Linked DNA regions of Homo sapiens: region 1 is linked to region 2. A link is an interaction called in ENCODE POLR2A ChIA-PET data of the cell type or tissue named here. Cell type or tissue: PC-3. All regions are shown on one strand. Links, peaks and the distances in the headings refer to the core of each region. The heading gives the core; the rest is flanking DNA. Region 1 overlaps LOC124900824 (a long non-coding RNA gene). Region 2 has its middle 56 kb from the start of RWDD4.

What was found. ChIA-PET counts read pairs that join two places held together with the same protein. Peaks named below come from ENCODE experiments on the same cell type or tissue, not always from the same donor. Only the 100,000 strongest peaks of a DNase experiment are listed, where the experiment ranks them.
Region 1: POLR2A ChIA-PET joins it to region 2 with 8 read pairs; 2 of 35 experiments call an interaction of 5 or more read pairs at or near these places.

Annotation. Positions count from the first base shown.
Region 1 is chr4:183,759,173-183,763,573 of GRCh38, reverse strand. It overlaps LOC124900824 (a long non-coding RNA gene), which reads left to right. Exons shown (of 2, transcript XR_007058412.1): 2 at 1,204-2,839. Among named protein-coding and RNA genes, the nearest start is that of TRAPPC11, 100 kb to the right of the region's middle. In PC-3, for the core only: no CTCF peak of the experiment used is centred there; no DNase peak of the experiment used is centred there; H3K27ac peaks cover 1,382 bases.
Region 2 is chr4:183,601,105-183,605,505 of GRCh38, reverse strand. No RefSeq gene overlaps it. Among named protein-coding and RNA genes, the nearest start is that of RWDD4, 56 kb to the left of the region's middle. In PC-3, for the core only: a CTCF peak has its summit at 2,632 (motif pointing right); no DNase peak of the experiment used is centred there.

The DNA.
Region 1 (4,401 bases), core at 93-4,092, 160 kb before region 2:
GCTCCTGCCATAGAACACTTTACACATAATGGGGTTGCTTGCTGATTTTGAAGTGTTCTGCAGCACTTGGAGAAAGAAAATGATGAGCTTAGGGCTTTAAATTCCCAACTCAAGGTCTGGCTAAAGGACTAGAAATCTTCTATGACTGCCCTCCCCCTCGCCAAAAAAAGCATCTTTTCTTGTAGCTAGAGTCAAGATTTCTGAAAACCAAACCCAAAGTTCAATTCAATTGAATTTAACCTTACAGGATCTCCTTTGCTAAAGTTAAGGCAATGATTGGAAAGGAGAGGGACTCATAAAAATTGGGAAGGGAGTATGTAGGCATATTCGATGTGGCAGGGGGCCTGAAGTCCCCAGATCTGCCAAGTCTTCTTTGCTGGTAGAAGCAGCCCTTTTTAGCCTGGTTAAGGAGATTATTGTCCTCATGGCTGAAGGTCCTGCAATGGTCTCTTCTGAAGTGGTTGCCTTACAAAGGACTTCTGACCCTCCTTAGGAGGAGCAGTGGGTCAGGGTCAGCCCCACCCCCACCCGTTTCTCATTGATTCTAGAACAGACACAAATCCCAGCAGGCCCCAACAGGTATGAAATATAAGCCGTAAGATTATAATACACCAATTTATATCAACAGAAACCAGAAGGACATGTGTGGAAGCCCAATAAGGATGTTGGATCAGAAAGGAAGGAACACTATGTTGGACTGGACTAAATTTTTTAATATAAATATATAATAATGTATGTTACATAATATAAATTGAAACAGATTATTGATTCAATGCATTAGCTCAAGTGGCTGGGAGTGGTACTAATATTTTTCTTATTTGATTGACTGAAACTGGACCCAAGGGGCTACACTAAAACTTTAAAGAAATAGCAAAGAGAATACTTCCAGTACAGAATGAACATTAGAGGGGGAAAGGCAATATTTGTTTTAAGCATGTTTGGTCTTTAAGAATGAATGAAAAGAAATTGGTTATTTTCTTACCCACAAGCAGGAGATTTAGCCCTAGTGAAGTTCATCTCACTTTTTACACTAATTCCAAGTAGATCATGGATCCAGCACCACGGATCATTTTTTTCCCAGCCTTGTGCATCATTTTCCAATATTCTTGCCGACTGAAGTCTGTGAAATGTGGTTAATTTTAATGAGAGATTCTAATTAAATCCTTTAGCCATGCCAACACAGTAACCTCTTTCTCTTTCCAGGTCTCCCTCCTTTGGAACTAGTCTCTTGGGTTGAGTCCAATAAGCACATCATCTTCCCCAGCTCTACAGACTGGCTCCAGTTTTGAGACCTTTCAGACTTTTCCATTTTGTGATTTCTTAGCTTCGTGTGTTAGGGAAGTTTGAACTTCATTTGTATTGTCACCTTAATTAACATGGCTGGACCAGAATCCAGTAGACCACGTTAGTCAACACTGGACAAGGAGGAAGAGTCGGAGGTGCATGATCTCAGCTCTGAGGGTTATATGCATTCTCCCTGCTCATGTCCCAGAAACGCTTCATTCCTCGAGAGTTTCAGCAGAAAAAAGCCCTCATGAATCTAGGGAATGGCATTAGCTACATGAGTGTTTTTAAGTGGATTTTTGTTTCCAGATACTGCTCAGCCTCTTCAATTCTATTTCTTAACTTTAAAAAATTACAAACTCTTTCTTTTTTTTTTTTCTTTTTTTTTTTTGAGACAGAGTCTCACTCTGTCACCCAGGCTGAGTGCAATAGTGCAATCACAGCTCACTGCAGCTTCCAACACCTGGGCTCAAGAGATTCTCTAGCTTCAGCCTTCTAAGTAGCTGAGACTTTAGGTGCGTGGCACATGGCTATTTTTTTTTCTTTTTTCTTTCTTTTTTTTTTTTTTTTTTGTTGTTGTTGTTGTAGAGATGGGGGTCTCACTATGTTACCCAGGCTGGTCACGAACTCCTGGCCTCAAATGATCCTCCTGCCTCAGTCTCCCAAAGTGCTGGGATTACGGCCGTGATCCTGGTTTGGCCAACTTTCTTTTCTTCACAACTATTTTTTATATGAAGATTTGGCCCTTAGCATTAGAGCCTGGAAAGGGCAAAGAGGAACCGAGGATGATGAGAAGTTGGTTAATAGATACAGAATTACAGCTAGATAGAAGAAATGAGTTCCGGTGTTTTGTAGCACTGTAGGATAAATATGGTTAACTATCATTTATTGTATACTCTCAAAAAGCTAGAAGAGAGGATTTTGAATGTTCATAACACAGAGAAATGATAATCGTTTGAGGCAATGGATATTCAAACTAGCCCGATATGATCATTATACATTGTATGCATGTAATGAAATATCACTCTATATCCTATGAGTATGTACAATGATCATGTGTCAACTAAAAATAAGAGAAAACAGCATGTTAGCCCTCAAAATGAAATTTTTAAAAGGAGAACAATTATGCCATATCCTCTTAGGATCTGAATCTCAATGTGTCACCTACATGAAGGATTTTTTACAACTCTAGGTGTAAGTTGAAAGAGGAAAGTATCCTGAAAATCGTTGCCTAATGTTGGCATCCCTTATATTCCATATAAGCACTGAAATTACTCAAGGAGAAGGATTTGGTCTCTTTCTCTGAACCTACATAGAACTTGTCAATTTAATTTAATTTAAATTTATTTTAACCTATAATTTTTATTTTAATTCATTATCACACCAATATCATAGTGAGAGATTTGAGCTATCAGAGTGTGTGAAGGTTAATTCTGTATCTATTATATATTTAAAATATTTAATCAGAAATCTAAGGCTTGGTTAAATGTTGCAGCATGTAACTCCAACACATTCTAATTCCAACTGGTCAAATTATTAAAGTCAGAGCAACGTATTGCAGGTTTATGTTTTTCAATTTATAAAATAAGAAAAACAATATTGACCTCTTTTACCCCTGTACTAAAAGTGTGAACAGAGTTTTACGACACAACCTGCTAGTTAATTGCTTCATAATCTTGCATTGACTTATGCCACTGTAGCAATTTTATGCTGGTTCTTCCAGTATCAGAGCAGAGGTGTGGCTGCTCTGCTAAAATGACCTTTATCCAAGTTCCAACTTTAAACAACTCTGCTTACCAGTATTTGCAAACTGAAACATCCCATTAAAACCAAAGCAAACATCCAGGGGAGGATTTTGTATGTATATAAACTTTACTTGAAGAGATTTTCATTTTCTCCCATAAAGTGTAACAATAAGTAAATCCCATTGTTTGACAATCACTATATGGTAAATATTTATACTAATTTCTCATGTACTCAAACAAGCCAAACATTTTTTAAAGTTCCACACTCTTGAACTTCCCCCATAATGTTTCTGATTTAATGGCAAGATTATAAGCTGTGAAGATTAGGAGGATCTTATAAAGTATCCGGTCCTTCTCACCTCTCAGCATTTTCTATGATTTTCTTTAAATTTTTTTTTTTTTTTAAAGACGGAGTTTTGCTCTTGTCACCCAGGCTGGAGTGCTATGGCTCAATCTTGGCTCACTGCAACCTCTGCCTCCCAGGTTCAAGAGATTCTCCTGCCTCAGCCTACCAAGTAGCCGGGATTACAGGCACCCACCACCAAGCCCAGCTAATTTTTGTATTTTTAGTAGAAACGGGGTTTCACCATGTTGGCCAGCCTGGTTTCGAACTCCTGACCTCAGGTGATCCACCCACCTCAGCCTCCCAAAGTGCTGGGATTACTGGTGTGAGCCACTGCGCCCAGCCTGATTTTTGGAAATGTTTAATAATAAAAGCTATGTTTTCCACCTTGGTGGCTACAAGTAGAATTTTTAAAATTAACATTAAATCAAGAAGTTCTTACTCTCAGTTAATTAAGCTTTTTTGATGCCCAAAGTATATAGAAGTCTCTTTAAATCTATTTAAATGACATCACATGAACTATTTCTTCTTACTCTTGCTGTAGATTGATGCTTTCTGAGACATTTAGAAGCATAGAGTTGCCAAACAAAATACCAGACATCCAGTTAAATTTGAATTTCAGATAAACAATGAATTTGAATTTCAGATAAACAATGAAAATATTTTAAATATAAATATGTCCCAAATATTGCTTGGGATATACTTATACTAAATTTCTTTTCATGATTTATCTATTCATAAAATTCAAATTTAACTGGGTATCCTGTGTTTTATAAAACAGCTTTAAGATACTCATGGATTATAAAATTCCACCACGTTTAGCGTGCAGTTCACTGGGGTTTAGTATATTCCCAGTTACTCGACCATTACCACATATCTAATTTTAAAACATTGTTATCACCCAAAAAGACACCCTGTGGCTGTTATCAAGTCACTCCCCATCCCTGCTGCGTCATTCTGCAGCCCTGAATGGCCAATAGTTTATTTCCTGTCTTTATAGACTTTCCCAGTCTGGACATTTCACATACA
Region 2 (4,401 bases), core at 293-4,292:
GCAGTGAGCCGAGATCACACCACTGCACTCCAGCCTGGGCAACAGAGTGAGACCCTGTCTCAAAAAAAAAAAAAAGCAGAAATTTATTGAAAACAAAAGTACAGTCTACAGTGTGGGAGCGGGCCGGAGCATAGAGGCTCAAGAGTCCTGTTACAGAATTTTCTGGGGTTTAAATACCCTCGAGAGGTTTCCATTGGTTACTTACTGTATGCCCTTTGCAAATGAAGGGGATGAAGTAAAGTTATAAAGTCATTTACTCGGTGTACGCCCTATGTAAATGAAGAGGACATTTCCTATCCTACTGAAGTGTTTCCGTTTGATTTAGTTGTAGGAAATCCTTAGGTTCCCTGCCTCATTGGGACAAAAGAAAGATCAAAGGAAACAGAAAAAGAGTCAGAGATAAAATAACTCTAGGAGCAGCGGCTCACACCCGTCATCCCAGCAGTTTGGGAGGCCGAGGCAGGTGGATCACCTGAGGTCGGGAGTTCGAGACCAGCCTGACCGACATGGAGAAACCCCATCTCTACTAAAGATACAAAATTAGCCGGCATGGTGGCACATGCCTGTAGTCCCAGCTACTTGGAAGGCTGAGGCAGAAGAATCGCTTGAACCTCGAAGGCAGAGGTTGTGGTGAGCTGAGATCAAGCCATTGCACTCCAGCCTGGGCAACAAGAGTGAAACCCTGTTTCAAAAAAAAAAAAAAAAAGAACTCTGCCACCACTGTGTCAGAGAAACCACAAGAACAATACATGTCAGGCAGCAGATGCTTTCCAGACTTCAAGACGAAGAAGGTCCACGTGAATGTCTTACTGGACTTTGGGGATCTTTTTTTTTTTCTTTTTTTTGAGATGGAGTCTCACTCTGTTGCCAGGCTGGAGTGCAGTGGTGCGATCTCGGCTCACTGCAGTCTCCACCTCCTGGGTTCAAGGGATTCCTCTGCCTCAGCCTCCCAAGTAGCTAGGACTACAGGCAAGCACCACCACGCCAGCTAATTTTTTGTATTTTAGTAGAGACAGAGTTTCACCATGTTGGCCAGGATGGTCTTGATCTGACCTCATGATCTGCCCACCTAGGCCTCCCAAAGTGCTGGGATTACCGGCGTGAGCCACCAAGCCCGGCGGGGAATTTGGGGATCTTTAACGGCCTTTCAGGAATACAGGTACTGAAGGGGACCAAAGTCAGGATCCAGAGTATGGAGGATTTAAGTGAGAACCGGCAGTAGGGAAGCAGAGACGGCAATTATGGAAAACTTGTCTTTTAGAAATTTTGCTGTAAATGATGGAAACAATTAGCAAAGCATAAAGTCTTTGTATGTTTGCTCATATGAATAGGAAAAACATAGTAGGTGCTCAGTGAATTCACAAATGAATAAAGATAATAACTAACATTTATTTCGTGCTTTCTGGGTGTCAGGTATTAGCCTGAGCACTTAAAGTGATTTAACTCATTTATTATTTCCAACAATCCTATATGAAGTAGTGTTATCGCCAGCATCCCATTTATACTAAGGAAACTAAGGCACAGAAGGTTTAGGTCACGTGCCCAAGTTTGTTTTCAAGGTTCATACTACTGCCTTTAATGATAGGTTTGAAGATCAGAGACAAAACTTTTAAAGGGTTTTATTTTTTAAAATAAATCTATAGTAAATTACATTAATCTTCATTAATGATTTCATCTATTTTCCAAGGAATGGTTATGACAATGAAAACAGGAATAAACCCATGCAGATTTATGAGATTAAAGAGTATCTTTTTTTTTTTAATTTTTTGAGACAGGGTCTCTCTTTGTCACCCAGGCTGGAGTGCAGTGAAGTGATCTTGGCTCACTGCAGTCTCCACCTCTGGGTTCAAGTGATTCTCCTGCCTCAGCTTCCCATGTAGCTGGGATTGCAGGCATGCGCCACTGTGCCTGGCTACTTTTTGTATTTTTTTTTTGAGGCAGGGTCTCACTGTGTTGCCCAGGGTGGAGTGCAGTGTCATAATCTCGGCTCACTGAAACCTCTGCTTCCCGGTTTCAAGTGATTCTTGTGCCTCAACCGCCCAAGTAACTGAGATTACAGGCTCATGCCACCACACCCAGCTAATTTTTGTATTTTTAGTAAAGATGGGGTTTTGCCATCTTGGCCAAACTGGTCCTGACTTTGAGTGATCTGCCTGCCTCGGCCTCCCAAAGTGCTGGGATTACAGGCATGAACCACTGTGCCCAGCTAAAGAGCATTATTAAAACAACTCTCTTCCTCCCCTGTGTATCCACAGCACCCAGCCCCATGTACTATGTGCATAATGGGATCATAAATATTTGTTGAAGAATAAATCAATAACTCCAAGCCATAAATTATTATTATCAGATTGGTAATATTTATTAATGTGAACATAATTTTTAATGATGATAAAAAGACACAGTGAAAGAAAAAGTAGCTATTTTAGAAAAGTGTATTCCATATCCTCTTTAGTTTTTCATATAAAGATTGCTTCTTTTATAAAACTTTCAAGCCCCAATTAAGTTTCTTTCCTTTTCCTCTCCTTGAGAGTTCTTAGAAAAAAAAAAATAGAGTTCTTAGGGGTTTTGTTGTTGTTGGTTTGGTTTTCTGTGGTAGTTTTTTGTTTTAATGATCTATGTTGCTGAAACAGCAGAGGGAGCTAAAATGAATGAGCTGAGGTTGCTGCCGTCATCATCAATGCTTCCAACGCACAAGGATTTGAAAACCAGACACATCACCTTTCCATTCCACCTGAAACATGATTTGAACAGAGAGTAGGGGGGCACCCCTCACCTAGAAGGTAAGAGGGTCATAGTACTTAAGATTAGGGGATAGACCTGAAACACTGCGTTCACGTGTTGAGAAAGCCTAACTCATCCAAGAACACATTCCAGAGGAGGCCGGAGGGATCAGCGACTCTGGCTACTAGGCCTGCAAATCCACATACTAAGTCTCAGCCCTCTGGAAGAGAAGTCAGGCCCAGAGGCCTCTGTAGAGTGACATGTCACCTCCAGCAGATGCAGGCCTTTTTGGAAATGGTCAAGTTGGGAAGAGAGTTCTTTGACTACAGCAGATCTCTTTTAACTGCCACACATAATCCATTTCCATGTCATGTAAATTTGGGAGTAAATTTACCTATTTGTCCCATCTGTTTTATTATTATTATTATTATTATTATTATTGTTATTTTTTGAGACAGAGTCTTGCTTTGTCGCCCAGGCTGGAGTGCAGTGGCATGATCTCAGCTCACTGCAATCTCCACCTCCCGGGTTCAAGCAATTCTCCTGCCTCAGCCTGCCAAGTTGCCACCATGCCCAGCTAATTTTTTGTATTTTCAGTAGAAATGGGGTTTTGCTGTGTTGGCCAGGCTGGTTTTGAACTCCTGACGTCAGGTGATCCACCCACCTCAGCCTCCCAAAGTGCTAGGATTACAGACGTGAGCCACCGCGCCCCGCCTATTATATATTTTTGTGTTGGTTAAAGAGGAGGTTGAAATTATGTTTTATGTCATTCACTTTAAGAAACAATATGACTGTATGATATGTTTTAGAGGGATTTCCTTCAAAATTGATAAAAATTAACATGTCAGAGCTTAAAATAAGCTTCAGCTATTTGGAGAATTATGGTGTGTGCACCATCTCATCTCTGATGATGATGCTGAATCAATGAGATGTGGCTCTCTGCTTACTAGTCTTACTTCTCTACTTACTAGTTCATATCCCTGTCTCCTAAAAGGAACATGACCAAAGTCACACAGTGAGTCTCTGGTGGAGTAGGTGCTAGATCTTCAGTGTTTTGATTTTCCATTGACTGCTCCAGACACTAAACAATCCAGGAGTGTACCTGAGCCTTTTCGTCTGCTCCATCTGAGAGTTATCAGCATTCTGTGTCAGTGCATGGCTGCAATGCAGAAGGTGGCAGTGCATTCACTCTTATTAATATGCTGAAAATATTTGCTTCCTGACATCTGTCATTTTGCATAACTGTGAACACAAACCATAGACACCATCTGGGATGTCAGGGCAAAGGGAAGTGTGGCTGTTTGAAATTCCTTTCCAATTTAATTTCACAGTTTTAAAGAGCCCTGTTTTTCTTCCATGATAATTATAGGGAAAATAATTAACTATTATCCTCTGAGTGATAAAATTACTACAAATTAAGAAACAGTTATGAATATAATTTACAAATAATTATGTGATAGCAGTATGAAAGTGCAAGACTAATGGAACAAAATTAATTAAAGCTATTGAGAGATAATCTTTTCTATTTATTTGTTTTGGTTCCTCGAGGGCAGACTGTCCCAAAATGACTTACAACAGCTACAATTATAATTCAGAGGGATATCTGAAGAATGTGCTCACAAGTGTGTATGGTAAATATGTTGGGTTTCATTGCCAGTGGCACACAGCTAGAAGTCTCAG